Regions from separate parts of the Homo sapiens genome. Here region 2 is linked to region 1. Evidence: read pairs that join two places in POLR2A ChIA-PET (ENCODE). Cell type or tissue: Panc1. All regions are shown on one strand. Each heading gives the region's core, and the rest is flanking DNA. Links, peaks and the distances in the headings are about the cores only.

Region 1 (6,095 bases), core at 325-5,324:
TTAAATAATATTGGTTTTGAATATATAAAACTATAAGGAACAAGAAAAAAAACATATGTATGTGTATATGTGTGTGTGTGTGTACATGTGTATGTACTATCACCCCAAAATTAAATTACTGTTAACATCTCAGTGTATTATCAATCTTTTTTTTTTAAGAACAGAGATAATTCAAACCAGATGTGGTGGCTCACGCCTGTAATGCCAGGACTTTGGGAGGCTGAGGAGGGCAGATTACTTGAGGTCAGGAGTTCAAGAGCAGCCTGACCAACATAGTGAAACCTCGTTGCTACTAAAAATACAAAAAATTAACTGGGCGTGGTGACGCACACCTGTAATCCCAGCTACTTGGGAGGCTGAGGCATGAGAATCACTTGAACCCCGGAGGCGGAGGTTGCAATGAGCCGAGATCTTGCCACTGCACTCCAGCCTGGGTGAGGGAGCAAGACTCTGTATCAAAAAAAAAAAAAAAAAAAAAAAAGGACAGAGATAATTCTATATGTTACATTTGCATCCTATATTTTTCACTTAAGCATTGTTCCATGCAATCAGAAAGTCTTCACCAGCATTTTGAAATGATGATTATTATATAAATATTAGAGTCAGGGTCTCACTGCATTGCCAAGGCTGGTCTCAAACTCCTAGCCTCAAGTGATCCTTCAGCTTTGGTCCCTCAAAGTGCTGGGATTACAGGCATTGAGCCACACCACCCGGCCTTCACCATCATTTTTAATAAGTGCTTAGGCCAGGCGCGGTGGCTCACGCCTGTAATCCCAGCACTTTGGGAGGCAGAGGCGGGTGGATCATGAGGTCAGGAGTTCGAGACCAGCCTGGCCAAGATGGTGAAACCCTGTCTCTACTAAAAATACAAAAATCAGCCAGGAATGGTGGCGGGCGCCTATAATCCCAGCTACTCAGGAGGCTGAGGCAGCAGAATTGCTTGAACCCAGGAGGCAGAGGTGGGTGGATTACCTGAGGTCAGGTAATCCTGGGCAACATGGTGAAACCCTGTCTCTACTAAAAATACAAAAAATTAGCTGGACGTGGTGGCAGGTGCCTGCCTGCCACCCTCTGCTGCAATCCCAGCTACTAGGGAGGCTGAGGCAGGAGAATCCCTTGAACCTGGGAGGTGGAGGTAGCAGTGAGCTAAGATCACGCCACTGCACTCTAGCCTGGGTGACAGAGCAAGGCTCTGTCTCAAAAAAATAAATAAATTTTTTAAAAAGTGTGTAATATTTCCTCATGGCTATACTAATAATTAAACCTGCTCATGGACACTTAGGCTATTTCCAATTTTTGTCTATTATAAACAATACTGTAATGAACAAGCCAGGTATGCTGACTCATGCCTATAATCCCATCGGCTCAGGAGGCTGGAGGACCGCTTGGGCCCAGGAGTTTGAGGATGTAGTGAGCCATAATTGCACCACTGCACTCCAGCCTTTGCAGTAGAGCGAGACCCTGACTCTAAAAAAAAAAAAAAAAAAAAAATGCTATAAGGAACATATTTATGCAGAAACCATTTCAGGTAATTTTAAATTAAATTCCTTGGGACACTGGGGACTCCTTGAACAACCAGCAGGCATACCATAAACAGTAATTCAAAGACAAATTGTTTGGCAGACCTTTGTTTCAAAGAGTTTTTGCAGGCTGGGCGCAGTGGCTCATGCCCGTAATCCTTTGGGAGGCCACTTTGGGACACCAAAGCAGGTGGATCCCTTGAGGTCAGGAGTTCAAAACTAGCCTTGACAACATGATGAAACCCTGTTTCAACTGAAAATACAAAAAATTATCCAGGCATGGCGGCAGGTGCCTATAATCCCAGCTACTCGGGAGGCTGAGGCAGGAGAATCGCTTCTCCTGGAGGAGGCAGAGGTTGCAGTGAGCCAAGATCGCACCACTGCACTCCAGCCTGGGCAACAGAGCAACACTCTATCTCAAAAAACAAAAACAAAACAAAAAAAAAAAACAACAGAGTTTTTGCAGTACTCCTTTAAGACTTTTCTGGTATATAGAAATGATTAATTTTCCAGAATTCTATATATGTACAGCTTTGAAGATAAGAAGGGTTGCCTGTAGTAAAACGTAATAATCATCATATTCATAACTCTCATGTATTGGGTACTTTTTTTTCCTTCATGCTTTATGTATATTATCTCATTTAATTCATACCTCAGCTCTTAAAAGTAGGTATTGTCTTTTTTTTTTTTTTTTGAGATGAAGTCACGCTCTGTTGCCCAGGCTGGAGTGCAATGACACAATCTTGGCTCACTGCAACCTCCACCTCCCGGGTTCAAGCAATTCTCCTGCCTCAGCCTCCCGAGTAGCTTGGACTGCAGGCACATGCCACCACGCCTGGCTAATTTTTAAAATATTCTTAGTAGAGATGGGGTTTTACTGTGTTAGTCAGGATGGTCTCGATCTCCTGACCTCGTGATCCGCCCATCTTGGCCTCCCAAAGTGCTGGGATTACAGTCATAAGCCACTGCGCCCGGCCAGTATTGTCTGTATCCTTATTTTACAGCCATAGAAACTGCAGCTTAGAGAAGTAATTGGTGAAAGGCCACATAGTTATATAGTGAGATAACCTGGTTTCAGCTCCAAATCCCATATTCTAACCATTATCCTATACTGCCACATCAGGAGTCCCTGCTAACTTTTATTTAAGACTAGTCTGTTTTTTTCCCCAACCCCTTCAGCAAATCAATTAAGTCTAGCAGGATGCAGTGGTGTGTGCCTATAGTCCCAGCTACTTGGGAGGCTGAGGTGGGAGGACCACTTGAGCCTAGGAGTTCCAGTCCAGCCTGGACAACATAGCAAGACCCCATCTCTAAAAATAATAATAAGACTGGGTGTGGTGGCTGACACCTGCAATCCCAGCACTTTGGGAGGCTGAGGTGGGTGGATCACTTGAGCCCAGGAGTTCAAGACCAGCCTGGGCAACATGGTCAATCCCTATCTCTACTAAAAATACAAAAATTAGCCAGGCATGATGGTGTGCACCTATAATCCCAGCTATTTGAAAGGCTGAGGCAGGAGAATTGCTTGAACCTGCGAGGCAGAGGTTGCAGTGAGAGCCAAGATCGTGCCATTGCACTCCAGCCTAGGCAACAAGAGCACAACTCCATCTCAAAAAAAAAAAAATGGCTGGATGCAGTGGCTCATGCCTGTAATCCCAGCACTTTGGGAGGCCCAGGGGGGTGGATCTCTTATGGTCAGGAGTTTGAGACTAGCCTAGCCAACATGGCAAAACCTCAGCTTTACTACAAATATGAAAAAATTTAGGATGGGCGCAGTGGCTCATGCCTATAATCCCAACACTTTGGGAGGCTGAGACAGGTGGATCATTTTAGGTCAAGAGTTTGAGACCAGGTTGGCCAACATGGTGAAACCCCGTCTCTACTAAAAATACAAAAATTAAGGGCCAGGAGTGGTGGCTAACGCCTGTAATCCCAGCACTTTGGGAGGCCGAGGCGGGCAGATCACGAGGTCAGGAGATCGAGACCATCCTGGCTAACACGGTGAAACCCCGTATCTACTAAAAAACATACAAAAAATTAGCCGGGCTTGGTGGTAGGCACCTGTAATCCCAGCTACTTGGGAGGCTGAGGCAGTTGACTCACTTGAACCTGGGAGGCGGAGGTTGCAGTGAGCTGAGATTGCACCATTACACTCCAGCCTGGGTGACAGAGGAAGACTCTGTTTCAAAAAAAAAAAAGAAAAAGAAAAAGAAAAAAAAAAAATTTAGCTGGGCGTGGTGGTGCACACTTGTAATCCCAGCTACTCAGGAGGCTGAGGCAGGAGAATCGCTTGAACCTGGAAGGCAGAGGTTGCAGCAAGCCAAGATCGCACCACTGCACTCCAGCCTGGGTAAGAGAGTAAGACTTTGTCTCAAAAAAAAAAAAAAAAAATTAGCTGGGTGTGGTTTTGGGTGCCTGTAATCCCACCTACTCAGGAGGCTGAGGCAGGAGAATCACTTGAACCTGGGAGGTGGAGGTTGCAGTGGGCGAAGATCGCACTTGTGCATCCTAGCCTGAGCAACAGAGCAAAACTCTGTCCCCCGACCCCCTGCAAAAAAAAAAAAAAAGTTGAGTGCCACTGACATAGACAAGTAACTTGTCCAAATATTAGTCATTAAGGGATGAAATTGTTATTGAAACATTACTTATAAAATAAATAAATAACAAGGCTGGGCACAGTGGCTCACACCTATATCCTAGCACTTTGGGATGCCGAGGTGGGCAGATTGCCTGAGCTCAGGAGTTTGAGACCAGTCTGGGCAACATGGTGAAACCCCGTCTCTATGAAAATACAAAATATTAGATGGGGCCGGGCACGGTGGCTCACGTCTGTAATCCCAGCACTTTGGGAGGCCAAGGTGGGCGAATCACGAGGTCAAGAGATCAAGACCAGTCTGGCCAACATGGTGATACCGCGTCTCAATTAAAAATAGAAAAATTAGCTGGGGGTGGTGGCATGTGGCTGTAGTCCCAGCTACTCGGGAGGCTGAGGCAGGAGAATTGCTTGAACCGGGGAGGCGGAGGTTACAGTAAGCCGAGATTGTGCCACTGCACTCCAGCCTGGGCGACAGAGCGAGACTCTGTCTGCAAAAAATAATAATAATAAATAGAAGCCAGGCGTGGTGACTCACGCCTGTAATCCCAGCACTTTGGGAGGCCAAGGTGGGCAGATCACCTAAAGTCAGGAGTTCGAGACCAGCCTGACCAACATGGAGAAACCCTGTCTCTACTAAAAATACAAAAATTAGCTGCATGTGGTGTTGCATGCCTGTAATCCCAGCTACTCTGGAGGCTGAGGCAGGAGAATCGCTTGAACCTGGGAGGCAGAGGTTGCAGTAAGCTGAGATCATGCCATTGCACTCCAGCCTGGGCGACAAGACCGAAACTTTGTCTCAAATAATAATAATAATAATGATAATAATAATACATTAAATAAATGAATAACAAGAAGATGACTCTGAAGGGCTGTCACAGAAACAGACTCATTCATTTTGACTTTGTGGCAGTTTTAGTTTGAAGCTAAAGAGGAGATCGTTTTTATTTCATAGCGAGAAATGGCTTCCGGGTGCTGAGTAGAAGGGGCAGGCATGTTTGGTAGTGGGCTCTCCAGCCCTAGAAGCATGCACGCAGAGCCTCTGTAGGACTTTTTTTTTTCTTTTTTTTAAGACAGAGTCTTGCTCTGTCGCCCAGGCTGGAATGCAATGGCGCAATCTCGGCTCACTTCAACCTCCACCTCTCGGGTTCAAGCAATTCTCCTGCCTCAGCCTCCCAAGTAGCTGGGATTACTAGGCACCTGCCACCACACCTGGCTAATTTTTTTTTTTTTGTATTTTTAGTAGAGACAGTGTTTCACCATGTTGGCCAGGCTGGCCTCGAACTCCTGACCTCAGGTGATCCACCTGTCTCGGCCTCCCAAAGTGCTGGGATTACAACTGTGAGCCACCGCAGCAGCCTATAGGATGTAAAAGGAGGGATGCCTGGATTGGCTGGGGGAGTTGGAGTGAATGACCCCAGGGTTGCTTCCTGCATGGGACAGCTCCGCTTGCTAGGAGGTGCTACAGAGGCTTGGGCCTGTTTCTCGTGTTCTTTTTTAATAGTTTTGCCATTTGATGTTATTGAATTTACTTTTCTAGACACTCTGACCTGGTCACAGCCAGAGACACTTGGAAATCCTCCATCTCCCCGGCATGGTCATGTGATGGTGGCAGCAGGGACAAAGCTCTTCATCCACGGAGGCTTGGCGGGGGACAGATTCTATGATGACCTCCACTGCATTGATATAAGTAAGCAGGGCATGGGGGCTTGTCTGTTTAAAATTGTTATTTTTATTTATTTATTTATTTTTAGACAGGATCTCTGTCTGTCACTCAGGCTGGAGTGCGGTGGCATGATCTCAGTAGCCTCAGCCTCCAGGACTCAAGTAATCCTCCTACCTCATCCTCCGCAGTAGCTGGAGCTACAGGTGTGTGCCACCATGCTTGGCTAATATAAAATTTTATTTTGGTAGAGATGGGGTCTCACCATGTTGCCCAGGCTGATCTCAAACTTCTGTGCTCAAGTGATTTTTTAGTGTGC
Region 2 (6,095 bases), core at 610-5,609, 320 kb before region 1:
CTTTCAAGCAGCTGTTGATTCCACAGAGGAAGGGCTGGCCTCTGTGGTAGGGTGAAGTCAGACCAGCATCACCTCTAACCAACTATGCAACTTGCACAAACGGTTTACCCTCGGAACCTCAATGACATTAACTGCCAAATGAATGTAATTCTTCCTACTGTCCTGGATCCCTGAGAGAACTTAATGAAGTGGCAATTTCTGGCCGATGCCTAACAGAACTATTGAACAAATGCTAATTCTCCTCCTCCTGTACTGTAAGTATGAGAAGTGGGGCACTGTAAATACACATGTAGAAAACATGAACACTTTTATGAAACTTTGATTCAATTAGATAAATACCTTCAGCTTCTTTAGTTCAAATTGGTGATTTTGTAAAGAACGTTCATATTCATTCCTGCATTCTTTAAGGGCTGCATTTTCTTGCTCCAGTTGTCTCTGCCAATTCAGAAGAACACATATAAAAGAAGTCTTCACTACCATATTTCCCTGGGCACAGGGAGCATGGACCAGGAAGAAGGCATAGGGAGGAACAATATACATTTTAAAAGCCAATGGGAAGAAGCAGAGGGGACTGGTCAGAAAGTAGGAAGTCTCTGTGGAAACTCCAAGGAAAAAGAAAACCCATCTGTTTTGTTTTATAAAAAGCAGCCTTTATACATCCAGTCTCATGAGCAGGTGTCTCTGGAAAGATAAGAACTGCTCTCGGCTGGGTGCGGTGGCTCATGCCTATAATTCCAGCACTTTGGGAGGCTGAGGTGGGCAGATCCCTTGAGCCTAGGCGTTCAAGACCAGCCTGGGCAACACAGTGAGACCTTGTCTCTCCAAAAAATTTAAAAATTAGCTGGCTGTGGTGGTGCACGCCTGTAGTCCCAGCTACTTGGGAGGCTGAGGTGGCAGGATCACTTGAGTCTGAGAGGTCGAGGCTGCAGTCAGTTGTAATCATGCCACTGTGCTCCAGCCTGGGTGACAGAGTGAGACCCTGTCTCAAACAAAAAAAAAGCTGCCTTCTAAAGTGGTTTCCTAGTGCAGAGGTGGTGACACACTGTCAAGCACGAGGCTGACTTCGCTGTGGGGGACCCTGGTGCTCCTGGGCCCACCCTCTCTTAGCTCTTCACTCACCATCCCTTGCTCTGCGGTGGTCTGGTCAGCTGCCCGCGTTCTCTCCAGGGCCACTATCTGGGCTTCTAGCGCCTGGGTGCGCTCCAAGAACTGCTGCTCCAGAGCAAGGGCCTGCTGCTGCACATGGCTGCTCTCCTGGTTGGCGGCAGCCTGCGGGGAGACCAAAGGACGGTCAGTCAGGGTGACAATGGTTTCCAGTGGGGGATCTTAGTCTGGCCCTAGGTGAGAAGATGAGTATCCAACAGAAACAACTCTCTCCTGACCCCATCCCCCCTGGCGTTGCTGAGGTCCCCCCTGCAGGCTCTGCCTGTTGCTCCTGGACCCTGGCCTGTCCAGAAGATGGAGTCTTGATGTCATCACTCCATCCTCAAGGTGTGTGGGGACAGCTCTGGGCACCAGCCAGCCCTTAGACACAGGCCTCCTTCACACTACTCAGTGTTGCCTCAGTGGCTGCGGCTTTCCCTGGGGAGAAATTATACTGGGGAGGCAGTATAATACAGCAATGAAGAACAGGGCTTTGACAGGAGAAAGATGTGGATTCTGCCATTTACTGGCTGCGAGCCTGTGGGCTACTGAGCCAATCTTTCTGAGCTTGCCTCGTCTACAGGATGAGGATGACAGTGCATAATTCTCAGGTCTCCTGCAAGGACTAAACGAAAACACGTGCATAGCACTGAGCACAGTGCCTGGGACATGGCGAATATGAAATACACGCTGGCTGGTTTGATTTCCCTATCTTCTAACTCCACACCACGCTTGGCCTGTCATCACAGGCCATCCTCCCCAGAGTCTGGACTTGTTCTCCCCGCCCCTGATTGCAAGTTGAGGCTTGACTCCTAGCGGAGCTGCCACCTCTGACAGCCCCAGGACCAGGCTGGACCAGAAGGTGGGATGTAAGGTGGAAAGGAGCTGCTGGTGCACCTCCCAGGTAACTCAGGCCCACCATTAGGTCCTGACTCCCTCCACCCCCTGCTGCTGGCCTGCTCACATCCAGCACAAGAACTGTATCTATGGGCAGGTCCAGGTACCGTTGCCGAAGTTCGGAATGAGTTTGGAGCATCTGCAAAGGCCTGGAGAGAAAGCATTAAGGGCCTGGAATGCAGCAGCTCCAATAAGCACTTACGAGCTCCTGTATCTGAGTTTCCTGGGCAGCCACAATGCCCTTGCTCTGTTGGAGCTGCTCCTCAGAGGCCTGCAAGGTCTGCTCCAGTTCTCTCACCTGAGAGGGAAGCAGAAGCATTCTTTCTGTTCACAAGAAGCTGAAGAGTGGTAACAAATGGCTTTAAAATGCAAAGCGATTTAAATAAAACAGGTACATTATAGAAAAATGTAACCTGAGAAAAAAGATACTGCATAAGTCTACCATTATAAAACACTAGCATTCTAACGTATTTTCTTAAACTCTCTTTTAATGACTTTTGTTTATAGCTTTATATAAAGTTTTAATAGGACAATGTAAAACTTTGTATCTTTTCCCTACTCTTAAATGTCCTTCTGTCTCCATGTAATCTTTAGACCTCAGATTATTATTTCCTCTAGAGTGTTTTGTAATTTACTGACCCATTTGCCTACTGTGCTGCCTACTTAGGCTTTCTGTTTTTCCCATCTAAAAGAATGCAGCAATTAACATCTTCACACAGTATTTTTTTTTTTTTTTTTTTGAGATGGAGTCTTGCTCTGTCGCCCAGGCTGGAGTGCAGTGGCATGATCTCCACTCACTGCAAGCTCCGCCTCCTGGGTTCACGTCATTCTCCTCCCTCAGCCTTCTGAGTAGCTGGGACTACAGGTGCCCGCTACCATGCCCAGCTAATTTTTTGTATTTTTAGTACAGACAGGGTTTCACTGTGCTAGCCAGGATGGTCTTGATCTCCTGACCTCGTGATCCACCTGCCTTAGCCTCCCAAAGTGCTGGGGCTACAGGCGTGAGCCACCATGCCCGGCCTATTTTTTTTTTTTTTTTTGAGATGGAGTGTCACTCTGTCATCAGGCTGGAGTGCAGTGGCGTGATCTCAGCTCACTGCAACCTCCGCCTGCTGGGTTCAAGCGATTCTCCTGCCTCAGCCTCCTGGGTAGCTAGGACTACAAGCGCACGCCACCACGCCCAGCTATTTTTTTTTTTTTTTTGAGATGGAGTCTCACTCTGTTGCCCAGGCTGGCGTGCAGTAGTGCAATCTTGGCTCACTGTAACCTCCACCTCCTGGGTTCAAGTGATTCTCCTACCTCAGCCTCCTGAGTAGCTAGGGACTACAGGCACATGCCACCACACCCAGCTAATGTTTTGTATTTTTAGTACAGACAGGGTTTCACCATGTTAGCCAGGATGGTCTCGATCTGCTGACCTCGTGATCCGCCCACCTCGGCCTCCCAAAGTGCTGCAATTACAGGCATGAGCCACCGCACCTGGTTGCTAATTTTTGTATTTTTAATAGAGACGGGGTTTCACCATGTTGGCCAGGACACACAGTATTTTTTTAACTGGTTTGAATCACTTCCTTAGGACAGATTCCTTGAAGTGGAATTACTGTTCACAATACAAATTCAGGATTTACTCATTCCACAAATACTGAGCAAGACTGACTCCATACCAGGAACTGCACCTGGGCACGAGGCCAGTGCCGTGAGTGGGACAGATGTAGACTGGCCCTCAGGGACTCACTGTCTAGTACTGAGTTGCACTTGGCTCTCCAAGATGGCAGTTTTACCAGATTCAAGCTACATCTATGAATTTCTCTTAGAAAGCCTTCTTATTTACTGAATAAGGTCTGGCCTTGGGGAGCTTTATTATTATTATTATTATTTTTGAGATGGAGTCTCGCTCTGTCGCCCAGGCTGGAGTGCAGTGGCATGATCTCGGCTCACTGCAAGCTCCACCTCCCGGGTTCACGCCATTCTCCTGCCTCAGCCTCCTGAGTAGCTGGGACTACAGGCAACTGCCACCATACCCAGCTAATTTTTTCTATTTTTTAGTAGAGACGGGGTTTCACTGTGTTAGCCAGGATGGTCTCGATCTCCTGACCTCATGATCCGCCTGCCTTGGCCTCCCAAAGTGCTGGGATTACAGGTGTGATTCACCGCGCCCAGCTGGGGAGCTTTATTATTAAACATAAGCACAAGGAAGGCTGTATGCAGCTTGGTGAAGGAGAGGTAGACACACAAGGAGAGGATTTTTTTTCTTTTTGAGACAGTCTTGCTCTGTCGCCCAGGCTTGAGTGCAGTGGCGCGATCTCGGCTCACTGAAAGCTCCGCCGCCTCCTGGGTTCACGCCATTTTCCTGCCTCAGCCTCCTGAGTAGCTGGGACTACAGGCGCCTGCCACCATGCCCAGCTAATTTTTTGTATTTTTAGTAGAGACAGGGTTTCACCGTGTTAGCCAGGATGGTCTCGATCTCCTGACCTTGTGATCCGCCCGCCTCAGCCTCCCAAAGTGCTGGGATTACAGGCATGAGCCACCGTGTCCAGCCAAGGAGAGGACGTTTTTAAGGCCTAGGCTCCTCACATACATTCACATCTTAGATTTAACCGAAACAATCCCATGAGAAAGGGGCTACTAGTCCACGGAGAAGAACAGGATTGTTACTAGCTCATGACTGCAAATTTTATTGGTGGTAGCGCCAAAACTAAGACGTTGTTTTACACTCCTGAGATCAGAAAATACCTAAGTCTCAATTTAGAAGCCAAGTTCAAGATAGATTCAGATCTTCAAGAGATTAAAGAAAAAGTTACCATATCACCCTGCAATTTTATTCCTAGGTATACACTGAAGAGAAATGAAAACACTAAGTCCACACAAAAACCTTGTACAGGAACGTTCATGGTAGCATTATTCACAACAGCCAAAAGATAGAAACAACGCAAATGTCCATCAAAAGCTGGGTGTGGGTTGGGTGCGGTGGCTTATGCCTGTAATCCCAGCATTTTGGAAGGCCAAGACGGGTGGATCACTTGAGGCCAGGAGTTCGAGACCAGCCTGGCCAACATGGCAAAACCCTATCTCTGCTAAAAATACAAGGCGTGGTGGTCTATATGTGTAGTCCCAGCTACTCAGAAGGCTTAGGCACAAAAACTGCTTAAACCTGCGGGGTGGGGGTTGCAGTGAGCCAAGATCGCACCACTGCACTCCAGCCTGGGCAACAGAGCGAGATTTTGTCTAAAAAAAAAAAAGCTATGCCTTTGCCTCCCTAAGTACTGGGCTTACAGAACGGGGGCTCGTGCCTGCAAGCCAAGCACTTAGGGAAACAAAGGTATAGCTTGAGCCCAGGAATTGGAGACCTGCCTGGGCAACATAGGGAGACCCTGTTCTCCACAAAAAGGGGAGAAAAAGACCAAAAAAAAAAAAAAAAAAAAAGACAAATGGAATTCAAGTGTTCATCAATGAATGAATGGAGAAACAAAATGTGGTCTATACATATAATGGAATATTATTCAGTCTTAAAAAGGAATAGGCCAGGCACAGTGGCTCATACCTGTAATCCCAGCACTTTGGGAGGCCGAGGTGGGCGGGTCACAAGGTCAGGAGATTGAGACCATCTTGGTCAACATGGTGAAACCCCATCTCTACTAAAATGCAAAAAATTAGCCAGGCGTGGTGGAGCGTGCCTGTAGGCGCGCGCCTGTAGTCCCAGCTACTCGGGAGGCTGAGGTAGGGGAATTGCTTGAACCTAGGAAGCGGAGGTTGCAGTGAGCCGAGATCGTGCCACTGCACTCCAGCCTGATGACGGAGCAAGACTCCATCTCAAAAAAATTCTAAAAAAAAAAAAAATTCTGTTAAAAAAAAAAAAGGAATGAAAGTCTGACATATGCTACAACATAGATGAACACTGAAGATGTATATACTAAGTCAAATAAGCCAGACACAAAAGGACAAACATTGTATGATTCCACCAACAGGAGGTATCTAGAGTGTCCAAACTCAAAGAGACAGAAAATAGAATGGTGGTTCCCAGACTGGGGTAGGAGGAATTGGGGAGTTACTGTTTA

The links. Peaks named below come from ENCODE experiments on the same cell type or tissue, not always from the same donor. Only the 100,000 strongest peaks of a DNase experiment are listed, where the experiment ranks them.
Region 2: POLR2A ChIA-PET joins it to region 1 with 7 read pairs; 4 of 35 experiments call an interaction of 5 or more read pairs at or near these places.

The regions. Positions count from the first base shown.
Region 1 is chr9:125,222,257-125,228,351 of GRCh38, forward strand. It overlaps RABEPK (Rab9 effector protein with kelch motifs), which reads left to right. Exons shown (of 8, transcript NM_005833.4): 6 at 5,654-5,803. Among named protein-coding and RNA genes, the nearest start is that of HSPA5, 16 kb to the right of the region's middle. In Panc1, for the core only: no CTCF peak of the experiment used is centred there; no DNase peak of the experiment used is centred there.
Region 2 is chr9:124,898,210-124,904,304 of GRCh38, forward strand. It overlaps GOLGA1 (golgin A1), which reads right to left. Exons shown (of 23, transcript NM_002077.4): 13 at 2,243-2,338; 14 at 1,120-1,269; 15 at 340-435. Among named protein-coding and RNA genes, the nearest start is that of ARPC5L, 39 kb to the left of the region's middle. RefSeq lists enhancers at 2,015-2,528, 5,151-5,651. In Panc1, for the core only: no CTCF peak of the experiment used is centred there; a DNase peak (open chromatin) is centred at 3,702.